Regions from separate parts of the Mus musculus genome. Here region 1 is linked to region 2. Evidence: chromatin loops called from intact Hi-C (ENCODE). Cell type or tissue: heart. All regions are shown on one strand. Each heading gives the region's core, and the rest is flanking DNA. Links, peaks and the distances in the headings are about the cores only.

The links. Hi-C counts contacts between places; a loop is a spot of excess contacts. Peaks named below come from ENCODE experiments on the same cell type or tissue, not always from the same donor. Only the 100,000 strongest peaks of a DNase experiment are listed, where the experiment ranks them.
Region 1: a loop joins it to region 2, with 20 times the contacts of the local background. A loop is called at or near these places in 12 of 42 quality-filtered maps.

Annotation. Positions count from the first base shown.
Region 1 is chr12:3,387,418-3,395,751 of GRCm38, forward strand. It overlaps Kif3c (kinesin family member 3C), which reads left to right. Exons shown (of 8, transcript NM_008445.2): 2 at 135-236; 3 at 718-840; 4 at 2,206-2,324; 5 at 3,021-3,137. Among named protein-coding and RNA genes, the nearest start is that of I920046F24Rik, 26 kb to the left of the region's middle. In heart, for the core only: no CTCF peak of the experiment used is centred there; a DNase peak (open chromatin) is centred at 3,684.
Region 2 is chr12:3,093,855-3,102,188 of GRCm38, forward strand. No RefSeq gene overlaps it. Among named protein-coding and RNA genes, the nearest start is that of Rab10os, 140 kb to the right of the region's middle. In heart, for the core only: CTCF peaks have their summits at 4,503 (motif pointing right) and 4,722; no DNase peak of the experiment used is centred there.

The sequences.
Region 1 (8,334 bases), core at 310-8,309, 290 kb after region 2:
CTAGCACTGCTGTTCTCCACTGCAGAGAAGGTTTAAGGTTAGACCCTGCGACCAACAAACACAAAGTCCAAAATTGAGATCCTATGGCCCTTTGCCAGTCCGGTCTCTGACCCTGCCCCTCCTTGTGTTCTCAGGCCATGGAAAGCAAGCTACTCATTGGGGGGCGGAACATCATGGATCACACCAACGAGCAACAGAAGATGTTGGAACTGAAGCGACAGGAGATTGCGGAACAGGTAAGGCTGCTGGCTTCCGGTTCTCTGAGGCATACGGCCTTGGGGTCATGTGTTGGATAGGCTGGTGCGTAAGCCCTGTTGGACTGGGAATCCGGGAATTATAATGCAAAACCCGCACTACCTTGCTTGGTTTCCCTGGGTGTACCAGCTCGGGGTCTCTCTTTGGGTGAGAGGAAGTGGTAGATTCCCCTGCAGATTCATTGCCTGTATGGCTGTTTCCTAAGTCATCAAGTTAGTTACCAGTCAACTATGATGCTACCGGTAATGCCCCCAAGGTATGCCGGCTCTTAGGGCTGGGGCCTCCATGCACACAGGCCCATACCTGAAAAAGCTGTATTCACAGGGTCTGAAAAAAATGGGTCTGTGTCCACGAACAAGCCAGGTGCTACAACAGGCAGATCGAGCCAGCCCGTGTGCTCCGGTAGCCTTCCCCAGTGGGCGTGGTTTTCCCTTGTGACCCCCTTGCTCTGCCTTGCCCTAGAAACGCCGTGAACGGGAAATGCAGCAGGAGATGCTGCTCCGCGATGAAGAAACCATGGAGCTACGTGGTACCTACTCATCCCTGCAGCAGGAGGTGGAAGTTAAAACCAAGAAACTCAAGAAGGTAAGATGCGCAGCGGGTAAACAGGCCGCTGCCTAAGAGGGTGGGCCTCAAAGGCCCCTCCCCAAAGTTCAACCTCTGAGCTTGGACTGTGGGGTGGGGAGACAGCCAGGAGGCAGGCATCTGGTGCCAGGGTGTCACTTGCAGTGTACTGTGTGGTCATCCTCATGGTCCTGGCTAACTTCTCTACACTGGGAGTCACCAGTGAATCCTAGTTTTGGTAGCTGGGTCAGGGAATGCGGTGTGGCTATGGAAACTTGCGTCCAGGGAGGAAGACAAGGTCCTACACGCCACACCAAGGGACAAGAATCTGCTCACCCGGATCCTGCAGAAGTCATGGACATTTGTGACTTGAGATGGGCCTAGGGTAGGAAGTTCCAGTGTGGACTCAGGAACGAGCCCTGGGAGGCCCCAGGATTATTATTGTGGCCACTTCGAGCTGACCAGGCCCAGTCCTTAAAGCAGTTACTAGTACAGCACTCAGCGGTTAGGAGGGAAATGGGAAAGCCATTGCCGGCTCTCATGCCCTTACTTTTGAGTAGGTTACCTTCTCAACTCATTCTACCTCCAACGCTAACCGTGGATCTCCAAAATGAGACATGGTTCCATCCTTTTTAGTTTGTCTATATTTATTTAATTTTTTGGTTTTTCAAATTGGCACTGGTTTCTCCATGTAGCCCTGGCTGTCCTAGAATTCACACAGTAGATAAGGCTGGCCTCGGACTCAATATACTCACCTGCTTCTGCCTCCCAAGGTCTGGGACTAAAGGTGTGGGCCACCACCATCTGGCCTGGCTCTATTCTTTCTTTATTCAGTTATGACCTTATGACCTTTTAGTTAGTCTACATCTTATTTTCCTCACCTGTAGAAAGAGGATGTCGGGCTGGAGAGATGGCTCAGTGGTTAAGAGCACTGACTGCTCTTCCAGAGGTCCTGAGTTCAATTCCCTCATGGTGATTCACAACCACCTGTAATGGGATCCAATGCACACTCTACTGGTGTGTCTGAAGACAGCTACAGCATACTCATATAACTAAAAATAAATAAATAAATAATTTTTTTTTAAAAGGGAGAAAGAAAATGTCAGGCTAGCATGCATTCCATCAGTTCTCTTTCAGTTTGAACACTTGATGATACAGAGAGAGAGAGAGAGAGATATTGGTGAGTCCCAGTGAGTGGGAGGGACTGAGTCACGGGGAGGACAGTGGCTGCCCTTGAGATAGCCCATCCTGACGGAGTCATAGGGCTAGGCAGCCATTCTGAGTTCAGAGCAGGAAGCCCAGGCTGGGTGACGGGCCTGACTGAACTCTGCTGAGTCACACTTGTGCCTGACTGAACTCCGCTGAGTCACACTTGTGCATGTACAGCTCTATGCCAAGCTACAGGCGGTGAAGGCCGAGATCCAGGACCAACACGAAGAGTACATCCGCGTGCGGCAGGACCTGGAGGAGGCGCAGAATGAGCAGACCCGGGAACTAAAGCTCAAGTAGGGCTGGCTCCTCTTCTGGTTCTGGGTCCCCACAGTCTCCCCCATCCCTCAGGGCTTCTGTAAGAGACTCTTCGGACAGCCATATTTTGACTAAGCACTCACATGTCCATTCTTCCCCCCTTGTTTGCATTTCTGGTTGGGTTGGGTTTTTGTTTGTTTGTTTGTTTGTTTGTTTGTTTGAGACAGGGTCCTCCCACTCTGTAGCTCAAGCTGTCTTGAGGCTCAGCTGTCTTCCTGCCTCAGCTTCCCAGTTACTGGGTTAGCACATGTAGGCAGGCTTGTGCGTCTTCTTGTTTTGGGTCTAAGGTGTATGTATATGCACACCTGTGATTCAAATATGGGGGCCATGGGTTGACATTGACGATGATGATTTTGGAGACTGGGTCTCTCACTGAACCTGGAGCTCATGAGCTAGACCAGCTCTTAAGTTGTTCTACTTCCTCAGCCTGGTTTGATGGCTCCACCTCCCTCTGTCAGAGTGTCTGCTGAGTGCTAGTGGAAAATAACCCCTAGGGCCCTGGGCCCACAGTCTTTGCATTAGAAGCTGTGGTCTTCAAGTTCCATTATTGTGTGGCAATGGCATCCCTTCCACCCTTGTTACCTCCACCCCCACCCCCCCGTTCCCTCTGTGATCTCTGAGATCTCTCCCTCCCTCCCTCCCTCCCTCCATTTCTGCCTTGTACCCACCCCCAGGTACCTCATCATTGAGAACTTCATCCCCCCTGAGGAGAAGAACAAGATCATGAACCGCCTTTTCCTGGACTGTGAGGAGGAGCAGTGGAGGTTCCAGCCACTGGTGCCAGCTGGAGTGTGAGTTCCAGTGGCCGTCTGTCGGGACCTAGGGACTTGCAAGCCTCTCCCAGGGTCATGAGTGGTGAGGGGCTTGAGACCCTGTTCCAGGTCGGGTCTTGGGGAGTGGATTAAGAGGTGCACATGGATGAGTTTTGCCAGGATCTATCCTGTATGGATCACCATGAAGGAAGTGGTCAGGATGGAAAAGGAGCCTGTAAGGGGAGGGGCTTGTGGTGGGAAGCGCTTCTGTCCCCAGTGGTTAGTTCCGGTGGATACATGCATGGGCTTGTGTTGGTTGCCAGAAATTAGCAACAGTTGTTAATATTTGCTCAGCTCTGCTGTGTAAGAATACAGGCAGAAGTTAAGTCAGACATTTCTGAGCTTGTGGTCCAGAGGGAAAGATGGAGAAGTGTCATGACTGGGCACCATAGAGGCCTGCTGCAGTCTTTCTAGCTTCTCAGCTGGGTGTTCAGCAATTCCAACTGTTTCTACCCTGGAGAGCTTGAAGTCTGCACATGATGTGCAGCTGCATCAGTTAGCTGGGTGTGCAGCGCCCTCTGCTGGTAGCTGCGTAGAACGAGGCGGACCATACAAAGCGGACGGAGTGCCTCTTGCAGTGGGACCAAATCTGTATATAATGATGGAAGGATAGTACTTCTCTGGAGATTCTTTACTCTCTGTAACCTAGGGACGCTACTTCCACGGCAGGGCAGGATCCTCCCCAGAGCTGGGATCGAAGCTAGTATGAGGTTGGTAGTGTCTAAGTGCATACAACCGTTTGGGACAGGTCTGCTAGTGTACATTTTTAATCCCAGCACTGGGGAAGCACAGGCAGGATTTCTGTGAGTTTGAGTCCAGCTTGGTCTAGCAAAGTTCAGGCCAGCCCAGGGCTGTATATAGAGATCCTATCTCACAAGCAAAGCAAAGCAAAACATTATCTTCCATTACCACATACAATGGTTATTTTTAGGAAGTTTCATACTGAGAGAATTTAATTCTATTTATAGGTTATATTCACTTTTTCCAGTTCCCTAATTATATAATTTACAGATGTTTCCCTTCCCCTAGCCCTGAGATCATTATTACATTTAAATGCCTGTTTAATCTGCAATTGAGAAGGGATATTTGTTTTTGTTTTTTTCCTTGAGACAAGAGTCATGCAATGTAGCCAAGGCTGGCCTGAAATTCACTGTGTAGTTCAGGCTGGCTTTGAACTCCTGAGTTCAGTCCTCCAGATCCCTGCCTCAGGAATGCTGAGGTTACTTGTATGTGTGACATGTGCCCTGTTTAATTGAGGAAAGGAAACAAATGGGGACAGCATATGACATGTACGTATGACAGTTCCACCATGAGACCCATTTCTTTGCATTCTAACTTAATTTTATTTTAAAAACATACTTTATTTTATTTTTTTAATTGCCAACTAGTCACTTTCCTTCTTAAATTTTTATTTAAGTTTTTATTGCATTTAGCTGTGTGTTGGGAGATAGGTGAGCTTGACCCAGCGTTCATTTGATGTCAGAGGACAACTTACAGAAGTTGAGTCTCTCTACCATGTGGGTCCCAGGGATTGAACTCAGCTTGCCAGGCCAAAGCACAAGTGCATGATTTGTGTGTGTGTGTGTGTGTGTGTGTGTGTGTGTGTGTGTGTGTGTGAGTGTGTGTATGAGTGTGTGCATGCTCTGTGTGTGGATGAGAGTGTGTGTGATTTGTGTGTGTGTGTGTGTGTGTGTGTGTGTATGAGTGTGTTCATGCTCTGTGTGTGGATGAGTGTGTGTGTGTGTGGATGAGTGTGTGCATACTTTGTGTGTGTGGATGAGTGTGTGTGTGTGTGTATGAGTGTGTGTATGAGTGTGTGCATACTTTGTGTGTGTGTGTGTGGATGAGTGTGTACATGCTTTGTGTGTGTCTGTGTATGTTTGTATGTGAGTTTGAGGTAAGCACTCATGAAGGCAGGTTGTACCTGCCCCTTTTGCCCTTTTTATGTACTTGAGGCTGTCCTTGAACTCCTGATCCTCCTGCTTCCACCTCCCAAATCTGGGATTACAGGCATGAGCCAGCATACTTAGTTGAGTCAGGGTCTCACTATGTAGCCCAGGCTAGCCTTGCTCCTCTGTCTTAGGCTTCCCAGGGCTGGGATTGCAGGAATGTGCAACCTCATCTATTTGAGGCAATTCTTTAAAATTAAAAAATTATTTTTTCTCTTTAGTTTAACTTTATGTTTTATGTGCATGCGGGCTCTGCCTGCCTGTATGTCTGTGCATCACGTGCTTTCTTGGTGGCTACAAAGGCCAGAAGGTGGCACAGGATCCCTCGTGAGCCACTGTGTTGGTGCTAGGACTCCTCGGGAGGAGCAGTGGCCGGTGTTCTTAACTACCAAGCTGCCTTCCCAGACCCCACTCCTTGTTTCTTTTTAATATCTGAAAGTTGTTAGTGTTGGAATAAAGAAAATAGTTCCTCCTGCAAACCCTAGCTGAGACTGAGAGTTCACAGAGAAGCCAGGGGGTGGGCTGGTGGCGGAGGGGAGTGGTGGCCACCCCCCATCTCCCAGACTACATCTGTCCCCTTGATCTCTACTTTCACAACTGGAGCTTGGGGGAGGGGAAGGCCTTGAACATGGGTTTCTGTGAGAAGAGGGTGCTCTGGAATCTGAGGCGGTGGAAGGACCCTCCCTCCTTTCCTTCCCAGACATCTCCCACAACTCACAAAACATGACTCACGCAGGGCTGAAAACACAAAAGCTCTGTCTCTCACCACTAAAGCATTGTTCAAGTTGTGGGCTGTTTTGCTTTGCTGAGGCCTGGGATACTCTGGGATGAGAACACTGAAGACTGCACTGAGTGGAGAGACATTGTTTGAAACAAATTACCTAAGGCTGGGCTGTCCCTTAGGAAACAGCTTTTGTTAGAAGCAGCCACCCTCCCTTGATGACAGCCACAAGGATCACCCCGCCCAGGCCGCTCTCCAAAGCAAGGGGTCATTGTTACCATGGGACAATGTTTGAACATGGCTATGTCAGCTTATTTGGGAAGTCTTTTCTTCTTTCTGTCTCTTTTACCTTCATATTTTGGTTAGAGTTGGTGGATTATGCTGGTTTGTGAGTGTGCCTGTTTAATTTCTCCCTTGTTTTGCTTCTAGGGATAGAGGTTAAACTCAGTGATAGGCACTGAGTGTCTACTTTGGTGTCTACTTTGTCACACGAGAAAATGGTTGGGCTTGACTTTGTTTTAAAAACCAGTCTTAGCCAGGCGTAGCGGCGCACGCCTTTGATCCCAGCACTCGGGAGGCAGAGGCAGGCAGATTTCTAGGTTTGAGGCCAGCCTGGTCTACAAAGTTAGTTCCAGGACAGCCAGGGCTACACAGAGAAACCCTGTCTCGAAAAACAAAACAAACAAAAAAACAAAACAAAACAAAAACAAAAAACAAAAAGAGAAAGAAAAAAAAGGAAGCATAAAGACCAGTCTTAGTCCATTGCTCAGGCTGGTCCCCAACTCCTGGTCTGAAAGGACTCTCCTCCCTTAGCTCCTCAAACAGCTGGTACTACAGGCACATGCTACCCTGTTCAACTCTGAGAAACTTCTGGCATTTATTTACTTATTTATTTATTTATTTAAGTTAGCCTCTCACTCTATAGCCCTGGATGGCCCTGAATGTAGCATGTAGCTAAGGCTGGCTTTGAACTCCTGACTTTCTGCCTCCCCAGTTCTGGGATATATATGAGGGTGTGAGACCCCGTGCCCAGACTTGACCCAGCCATAGAGGAGCCAGTCTACAAACATTCTCCATGCCATCATATTGATGAAGACACCAATCTCCTGAGTCACAAGTTGGCCTCAGATGCCCCTCATCTTCTGAGTCTTCTGCTTCTACCTCCCAAATGCGGAGAGCATAGGCCCGTGGCAGCATGCCTGTTTGGTACAGTGCTTAGGATCAAACCCAGGACTTCATGCATGCTAGGTACACTCTCTACCATCTGAACTATGGTCCCACCCTCCCCACTTTGCTTTCATAGTTTTGAGACAGGGTCTCCTGTGCACTAGGTTGGCCTTAAGCTCACTTTGTAGCCATGGATGACTTAGACCTCCTCATCCCCCTGCCTTCGCCACCCAAGAACCTGGACAGAAACATGAGCTCCCACACCTGGCTCCGGGTTAGGAGAGCATTCCCTCCTCCTACAGGAGGGAAGAAGGCCAAACTGGGTTTGTTACAGAGGCAACTTTATTTTTAAAATCTTGGTAAAAACATTCCTTAAATCATATGTGGTAGCTCGCTGCTGTAATCTGAGTACTCTGGAGGCTGAGATAGGAGGATGGCCTCATGTTTGAGGTTAGCCTAGGCTGCACTTAAGTTCCAGGCAGCCTAGGCTACATTAAGACCCTGTCTCAAAAAAGTCTCTATGTGATAGGTGATGGTGGTGACATGGCTCAGCTTATGAAGGGACTTGCTAGCAATCCTGAGGCTGCATTTGATCCTTAGGACCACACTGTAGGAGGAGAGACCTCCTCCTCCAAACTATCCTCTCATCTCCACATTGGGACCATGGCATTTGTGTCCTTACCCCCAAATGAATAAATTAAGAAATTTACAGCTGCCAGGTGGTGGTTGTGAAAGCCTTCAATCCTAGCATTCAGAAGACAGAGGCAGGTGGATCTCTGAGTTCAAGGTTATCCCGGTCTACAGAGTTCCAAGACAGCCAGGGCTACACAGAGAGACTCTGTCTCAAAAAGCAAAAACAAACAAACTTTAAGTAAAGCTTCGCAGGGTGTGAGACTTGAGAGGAAGAGGACAGTGAAATGCAGACGCACAGGGCTGTGAAATAAGGTGAGCAGGTGAGCTGAGGAGAAAATGGGAGCAGACACAGAAAAGTCCCATCTGCTGCCCTGGGAATGTATGGAAGACCAGGAAGTCCAGAGGGTGCTGGATGCCTGTTCTCAGAGTAAGAGAAGAATGCCGTAGCAGGGAGCTGGAGACAGGGCTCAGTAGTCAAAGGCATATGCTGGTCTTACAGAGAATCTGGGTTTGAGTCCCAGCACCTGTGTCAGGCAGATTACTATGCCTGCCTGTAACTCCAGCTGCACACACACACACACACACACACACACACACACACACACACACACACACACACACACATTTTCAAGAGAAAAGAGTGACTAGAAACAACTGACAATGAGAACAGTGTCCACCCTTGAGATGGAGCTTAAGTTTCCATTTT
Region 2 (8,334 bases), core at 148-8,147:
GGGAGCAAAACAGGCACAATGTAGGCCAGGGACTGTTAGATCTGGTGGCAGAATCCACCAGTATCTGCCACTGGAAGATTTCTAACAGAATAGTTGGTGAATTTAAGATGCTAGATTCCACGGCCAGCAATTGTGTTATCTGTTGAGTCTAAACTAAGATTGTCTGGTGTTTTCCATTTTGAGGCGATTCAACTGAGCTGGGGGGGAGGGGTGCAGGGGAGCTTGGCAAGAGTGCGCCCCCAACTAGCTGCGGAAATTTGGGAGTGTGAGGGTGTTTGGCAGCAGCCAGCAGTGGGGAGGGGAGAGTGATTTCGGAGCTCTGGATAGGCAGAGCCAGCTTGGGTGGGACAGGCTTTGGCAAAAGGAAAACATGCGGTCTTGGTACAGGGCTGGGAACAGACTGAGATTACTGGCCAGTGCCTAGCAGGCAATAGTGTGGGTTGATTTTTAATATTACACACAACAATCTATAATCTAAAATATCTTTTATGTCTCAAACATTTCTATGCCAATTATAATGATCTTAAATAGTAACAATTTTATAAGATTTATAAGATACTGTCACTTATAAATGTGAATTGTGTTTATTTTTCCCTGGATTATATTCTAATTTGTTTACAATAAACATAGATTCCCTTTCTCATAAATATGAGACATTTGGCTATGACGCTCACTAGAATTACTGAAGTTATTCGGAGTTTTGCAGGCTTCGGAAGCTAAGCCAGCATCTAACACACACATACGGCGTGGGTAACTGTCTCACACATTTTAAATACTTGTTCTTATCATTTTTAATTCTGTGTATGTGGGGGATAGGAGGAAGAGCTCACAAGTGCAGTTATCTGTAGAGGCCAGAGGCATCTGAATCAGGAAGCTAAAGGTAGTTGTGGACCACCCAGTGTGTGCTAGAAACCTAACCCAGGTTCTCTGCAAGAGCTACACAAACTACTTACTAAGCCATCTCTCCAGCTCTTCACACCTTTCTGTCCAATGAAATCCCATGTCTTCTCTTACTCCTGTTTCACAAAAAGCACATTTTACATTTTGTTGTTTCAGAATAAGTAAAGACTGTGACCACTCAGCTTTCCTTTTATTTATTGTATTATGGCTGTAATGGCAGAGCTGTCACGTGACCCTTCTCGCACAGCCTTTTCCTGCCCGTTTCTAGAATCCCTGTTGATGCTTTCACTGCAGTTTTAGACATACACATGCTTTTTTCCAAGACTTTTTCATTTAGCTAACAAAGACTTTGTGAGTTAAAAATTCAGGTTGTCACGTGCAGTGGGTGGGTTAGTTAACGCTGTGCCTTTGTGGCAACGTCTCTAAGACGTGAAACAGCGGCACTCTATCCAAAGTTGCCACTGACAGAGCTGCTCTGAGGCTCCCTGTGCGCTCTGGCTGTGTGTCTTCTCACTAGTCAAAGCACAGCAGGTGCAATTCTCCATTTGCTCTTTGTCTCAGGAATTATGTGGCGCATTCCCCAGAAACCATCTAAATATTTGCTGATAGTAAAACGGAAAATAATCCTAATTATATTAATCGTTGGCGGAAATTTTATGACATTAAATTGTTCTTGCAGTGGGTCAATCTCTAGTACAAGCTGCAGCATCTGCACAATGATTGGTCCCAGAAACCAAAGGGTGCTTTCTCCAAAGCACTTCAAGTCACATGACACATTACATTTTAACAGTGTTCCTTATCATGAGCTCAAATCATTGACAAAACATAGTGAGATGGGTGCTTTCCACCCACCAGTCTTGCAAACACAGGAGTTCCTAGGAGCAGCAGAAGTGAAATGGGTCCATGCTCCCCTTTTCATAGCACTGACCACATGGGTGTCCAAATGGCCGCTCACATATACTTCATCCTGACATGTTTCCAAATTTTTAATATCTAATAAATGTTCATGAAAATAACCGCATGGCTTTGCTCAGTTTCATAGTTGTAGGGGGTTGGTCTGGTGCTACTTGTACTCAAATGCTAAAGTTTACACCCCAAGATCTGGTGGCCCCCATGAGGAGATTCTCACATCAAGGGATGCTATGTAACCTCTCTCCTCAAGTTAATCGGTCAATAAAAAGCTAAAGCCTGTGATTGGCAGTAGATAGAGGTAGGTGGGTTTTTTCCAGTTACCTGGCTCAGGGCTACAAATAAAGACAGGAGTGAGAGAAAACAGAAGACTGAAGAAGGAGGGAGCTGCCACGAAAGGAGACTGACCATGAGCATGTGGCCAGGAGAAACAGCAAGAAAAAGGGACATGTGACTGGGATGTAAGCTCCAAAACCTGCCCAATCTAGGCTCACAGCTTGTAAATCAAATACCCAGACTGTGCATCTTTTATATGAACAAGCTAGAATTTTCAATTCATTTAACACATAGTAGCACCAATAATCCTCCGAACTCAATCCAGGCTAAGACGCTTGAACATTCAGGACTTTGGGTTGCCGCAGAGTGGAGGGGGTTTTAATTTTTTTCATTTATACCTTGTTATAGAACTATAACAAGACTGAGGAACTATTTTCAAGTGTTAAAATATAATTCATTAAGAAGGTGCGAGGGATGTTCAGCAAGTTACCACACTTGTCAGCATGTCTGGCACCAGAGCTGCACACCTAGGATCCACATGCTAGAAAGGAAGAAGCGGCTCCCGAAGGTTCTCTGACCTCCTCGCAGTGTCGTGGCGTGCCCATGGCCACCTGCCACACAAATAAACACACATACAATTATTGTCGTGGCGTGCCCATGGCCTCCTGCCACACAAATAAACACACATACAATTATTGTCGTGGCATGCCCATGGCCTCCTGCCACACAAATAAACACACATACAATTATTGCTTAAAAGAATTAGGATCAAAGTGCAGAAACGTGAGTCTAAGGGGGAAAGGGGAGAATGTAATATTTCAGACTCCCCTGAAGGTGTGTCTTCATGTTTCTTCCTGTTAGTGGGAGCCCTCATCACCCTGCCTAGATAGTTGAGTGATTGCATCTTAAAATGATAGTATTTATAAGAGAAAAGGACATAACTTGCCACTTCAAATTTAAACTGAAACTTTGAGATATTATAATTGTCAGTGTTTGTGCATGCCCTATCTTCCAAGATGATGTTAGGGAAGATCAATGAAAATTTCTTGGGAAGTTCTCACATGAAAGTACACCAAGGAATGGATGAGTGGTGTCCAGCCTCACTTGAAGTAAGAAGTAAGTATCTCTTGACAAGAGAATGAGTAGACTTCACATACTCAAAAGTCATAATATGCCTGAAGAAATGGCTTAGCGGTTAAGAATGTTTGCTGTTCTTCCAGAGGACCTGAGCTCAGTTCCCAGCACCCACATGTCTGGCTCACAACTAAGTCCAGCTCTGAGGAGCCTGACACCCTCCTCTGAACTCCATGTTACAGGTGCTCACATGTGGCAAATGCACACAGGGACACATAAATAAAAACAAGTTATTTAAAATACACACACACACACACACACACACACACACACACACGAGTGGAATACTATGTGGAACTAAGAACGATCCACCTGAGGTGCATAAGACAACAGGAATGTCAAACCCAACGGTAACACAACGCTAAATATTCTGTTTGCTAAATACCAAAGAGGAAGCAACAAAACTATTGAGATATAGTTTCTGACAAGAGAATGCAGGATAGTTTTTAAAGCAGGCATGGGCTTACCATTGCATCCGTGATGATGACTGATTCCCAGTTCCCAGGGGGAAGAGACACAGTGGATGCCAAGGGCTCTCTGGCCAGCCAGTCTAGTCAAAATGGCAAGCTTCAGCTCCTACAGAGAGATCCCGTGTCAAAAGCAAAATTGGGAGTAATGGAGGGAGCCCAACATGGACTCTGCCTTCACTTGTGTGTGCACCCATGTGCAAGTTAGACAGAAACAGAGAGACAGAGGCCAGACAAATTCCTTCCTGAAACAATCGATAGTAGGGAAATTGGTAGTGGATAAACAAGGCCTGAAGGCAGGGGCGATCACTTTAAATACAGGGGCAAAAGTGTCGGTGCAATAAGAAGAGATGAATCAAAATTAGAGAGGACAAGTCTATATCATCTGGGTCAGAAGAAAACGATGTCAGGAATAAACATAGCTTATGAAAAAGTGGAGCAACCCAATTAATACTTAAACTTGCTGTGTAAGATGAAAATTTAAACAAGCACACAAGTAGAAAAAAGAAAAATAGTATGTTCATCAAGTGCTCACAGAACTGTAACAAAAACGTACCACACGTTTACTTCCAAAGGAAGTCTCAATAAGCTCTCAAGTGATTTACCACTCCGATCACATTCTGTCACCAAGATGAAATTCAATTAGGAAACGAAAAGTGAAAGGTCTTAAACACCAGCATCTGTTTGCTAGTCTCTCATTGGCTCTCATTGGTAACCTCTGATTGACTTTTAAAGCAGGAAGAGTGAACTGACTCTCAACCCTTCCTGGGCAACTTAACCATTCACAGAACTTGGGGGTGAGAGCTGAGTGAGGTTCAGGGCTGCCTCAAATGGTGGCGGTGACCCAAAGTGGTCACTAGATGGCAGTAATACTTGATATTTTTCTTCATTTGTCAGCATCATAGTGTCAATCTTCAGTAAGCACTGCAAAGACTTGCTTTTCAAATTCAGTTTGGGGTCCTTCAGGGTTTCTCTCAAATAGCTGCTAATGAGAAAATAATATTATTTATGGACAATAATTTATTGTTCCATAAACATATTTCTTGTTATTTCTTTAGTTTGCTAAAGCACTTTTGGGTCCTTTAAGAGATAAGAACAAGGCATTTGCTGTCTGTTAAATTGTTACGGAAAAGAATTGAAGTATTCTAAGTTGTCTCTAATTTGAAATTTGAATGTGTAATAAGCTGTCTCCTCTTGAAAGACTCTGAGAGGAGCCCCTCGCTCAGGCCTCAGGACAATAGCGGACACCCAGGAACTCACGATAGACCGAGCTTGTTGCAAACCACATGAGGCTTTATTCGGGGAAAGCCAGAGCTCTGGGGACGACTCATATCCCATGCAGGGGTAGAGGAGTCGACCTCGAGGGGAAAGAGGTCCCAGTTATTATAGGCCCTCAAGGGGGAAAGGAGAAGGGGGAGGGTAGGGGATTTCCAGATCTAAACAATGTCTATTCTCAAGAAATGGGTATGGGAGGGGTACAAGGAAAGAGTCTAATGAAGGTGCAGCAATGGGCACACACATGGTCAGAACATTGGCAGACACAGAGGTTCGAGGAGTGGCCAGAGCATTGTGCACCTCTATTTTTCTAAATCAGTGAAGCTAGTCCTGCTAACACTGACATCTATCTTGCCAATTTCAGGGCTTCTGTGACCTTTTACATTCTGTCAGGATCTTTCACTCTTAACAACACGAGCATATACACTCATGGGGAGAAAGAGTCCTGAAAAAAATCTATCCTGTGTATTTTTATTCCGTGAAAGAAAGAAAGAAAGAAAGAAAGAAAGAAAGAAAGAAAGAAAGAAAGAAAGAAAGAAAGAAGGAAAGAAAGAAGGAAGGAAGGAAGGAAGGAAGGAAGGAAGGAAGGAAGAAAGAAAGAAAGAAAGAAAGAAAGAAAGAAAGAAAGAAAGAAAGAAAGAAAGAAAGAAAGAAAGATTGATTGAAAAATAGGAAGCGACTCTAATTTTAAAGATTCTATGGGAGGAAACCATCAGTCAGGAAGTTGCTCCTATTCCAAATCCCCATGGTGAAGCATAATCCCATTTCCTTTAGGACAGGCTTGCAGTGAGGATGAAGGCCATCTGCAGATATGGACTGTACCACGCTAGCATCCTGGGGTGTGCATCTGAGACTCCCAGTCAGAGAGGAGCAAGCAATCTCAAGTAAACCAATAGTTCCAGAGCTGTCAGAGAAAGAAGCTCTCATTAAAGGCCTGATGCACAGAGATGTGAGAGTGTGCACATGCCTGGGCTTATGTGCATGTGTGCACGTGCCTGTGAGTGTCCAACTAAGGAAAACAATCCATTAATTCTAAAAAGAACAAGGGGCATACATAGCAGGGTTTGGAGTAAGGAAAGGGAAAATAGAATAATTATAATCTCAAAAACTGATACATATATTTTTCAAGATATCCATCCAAATTATGTTTTATTATACTACAAGTAAAAACTGATTTACCAATCTTCACATGGAACTGCAGAGGAAGCTGAAAAACAAAGCCTACTTTTTTTTTACTAGATATTTTCTTTATTTATATTTTAAATGTTGTCCCCTTTCCTAGTTTCCCCTCTGAAAATCCCCTATCCCCTTCTCCCTCCCCCTGCCCCCAACCCACCCACTCCTGGCCCTGGCATCCCCCTATACTGGGGCATAGAACCTTCCCAAGACCAAGGGCCTCTCCTCCCATTGATGGCTGACTAGGCCATCGTCTGCTACGTATGCAGCTAGAGACACAAGTCCCACCATGTGTTTTCTTTGGTTGGTGGCTTAGTCCTAGAGAGTCCTGGGGGTACTGATTAGTTCATATTGTTGTTCCTCTTATCTGGCTGCAAACCCCTTCAGCTCCTTGGGTACTTTCTCTAGCTCCTTCATTGAGGACCCTGTGCTCTGTCCAATGGATGACTGTGTGCATCCACTTCTGTATTTGTCAGGCACTAGCAGAGCCTCTCATGAGACAGCTATATCAGGCTCCTGTCAGCAAAAACTTGTTGTCATCTGCAATAGTGTCTGGGTTTAGTGGTTGTTTATGGGATGGATCCCCAGGTGGAACAGTGTCTAGATGGTCATTTTGCATCAAATTTACGAGTTTTGGGGGTCCGTTGACTAGTGACCTATGGTTGCCGTATCTCTTTCCATACTCACAGGGCAAAGACCGGAAGGCCAGGCTCTGACCTCATTAACACTCATCCGTAATAATCCTGTTCATGTAAAGCATAACTACTTGTGAACATTTACAATGGTACAATCTACATTATTTCCTTTTATTTATATTTCAGCACTTTCCTTAGCCCCATTCCAAGCACTGATAATTTATAATTCTTTTAAAATGCATACTGTCATTTTTTTCTTGATTTCATTTAGTTATATACATTCCTGATCATATGATTATTTATTTTCTTTACAAAAATATATCATCAAAATAAAGAGATGTTTGAGGTTGCTTCAGTGTTCAAGTCTGTTTGTTTTCTTTCTTTTTTTTCCAGTTTTAATTCAGTTGTCCTAAAGATGACTATGCTTTATCTACATATACACATACACATATATACATATATATAAATAGATCCAACCTTGAAGTTCAAAGATAGAATCTTGAAGAAAAGAGAGTACTGAAAAGAGTTAACAGGGGACATTCTGGAATCTACTACTCTGTCTTTAACAATGAATATTAACAAACATTAAGGGAGGGAGGGTGCTGAAGTAAGGGCCTGGACCAGGCAGTTCCTTGCACCCAGGACTACAGTGTACTTTCAAGATTAGGATTTCGATTGTGCCAACCTTGCCTGCTGGCCCCTCTCTCCTCTCTCTTCTCTACCATCAAGTCCAGAATCATCTGATTAGTCTTTGTATACTGATATCGGGTGAGGTAGGAACCAAGGCTCATAGGTATTTTTCTTTGTAAGGATGCCTATGTGTACATGGGAGGCAAGAGGTCTACCTCAAGTGTTGTTCCTCAGGTGCCAGCCACATTGCTTTGTTTGTTTGTTTCTTTTGTTACTTCAGAGGGCATCTTTTACTGTTCTTTGATAGCTGATTAGCCTAGGCTGGCTGGCAAGTAAACCACAGGGATGTGCTTGTTTCTGCCTCCCAACACTGGAATTACAGGCTCATTGTTCCATCCCTCACATCCTTAGATGGGTTCTGGGAATCAAACTCAAGTTCTCGTGCTGGTCCAACAAGTACTTTACCAACTAAGCCAGCCGGGATGGTGTGGTTTACTGTCTACATGATAAATAATGCCTAAAAATCTCCCATGTCATTTATGAAAATGAGAGAAAAACATTTTCTTTCATTTTGGTGAGGACTGAACTAATCAAATGAAGAATTCAGTGGTATGGGGAGCTAGAGGTGTTTACTCTGTAGGCTGTGGTTCAGAGACGCCTGGCTGGAGTGGTCCATACCTTAGAGTTCTGAGTGAACCCCATACCACACAGGAAGCAACTGTAGCCTGCCCTGGGAGTGAAGTAGAGAGTTAACATATTCAGTGTGCATTGTAACGCTTCATCAGCACGCCTTCTGCAGGGCCTGACCTCTCTGCTGGACCACTGACCTTTATAACTGCACAGTCATGGCCACCACCTGACAGGCATGAAAAGAAGACAGATAATGGCTGAGAAGGAGACACCCACAGGGGGAGAAAATGCACTCATTCAAG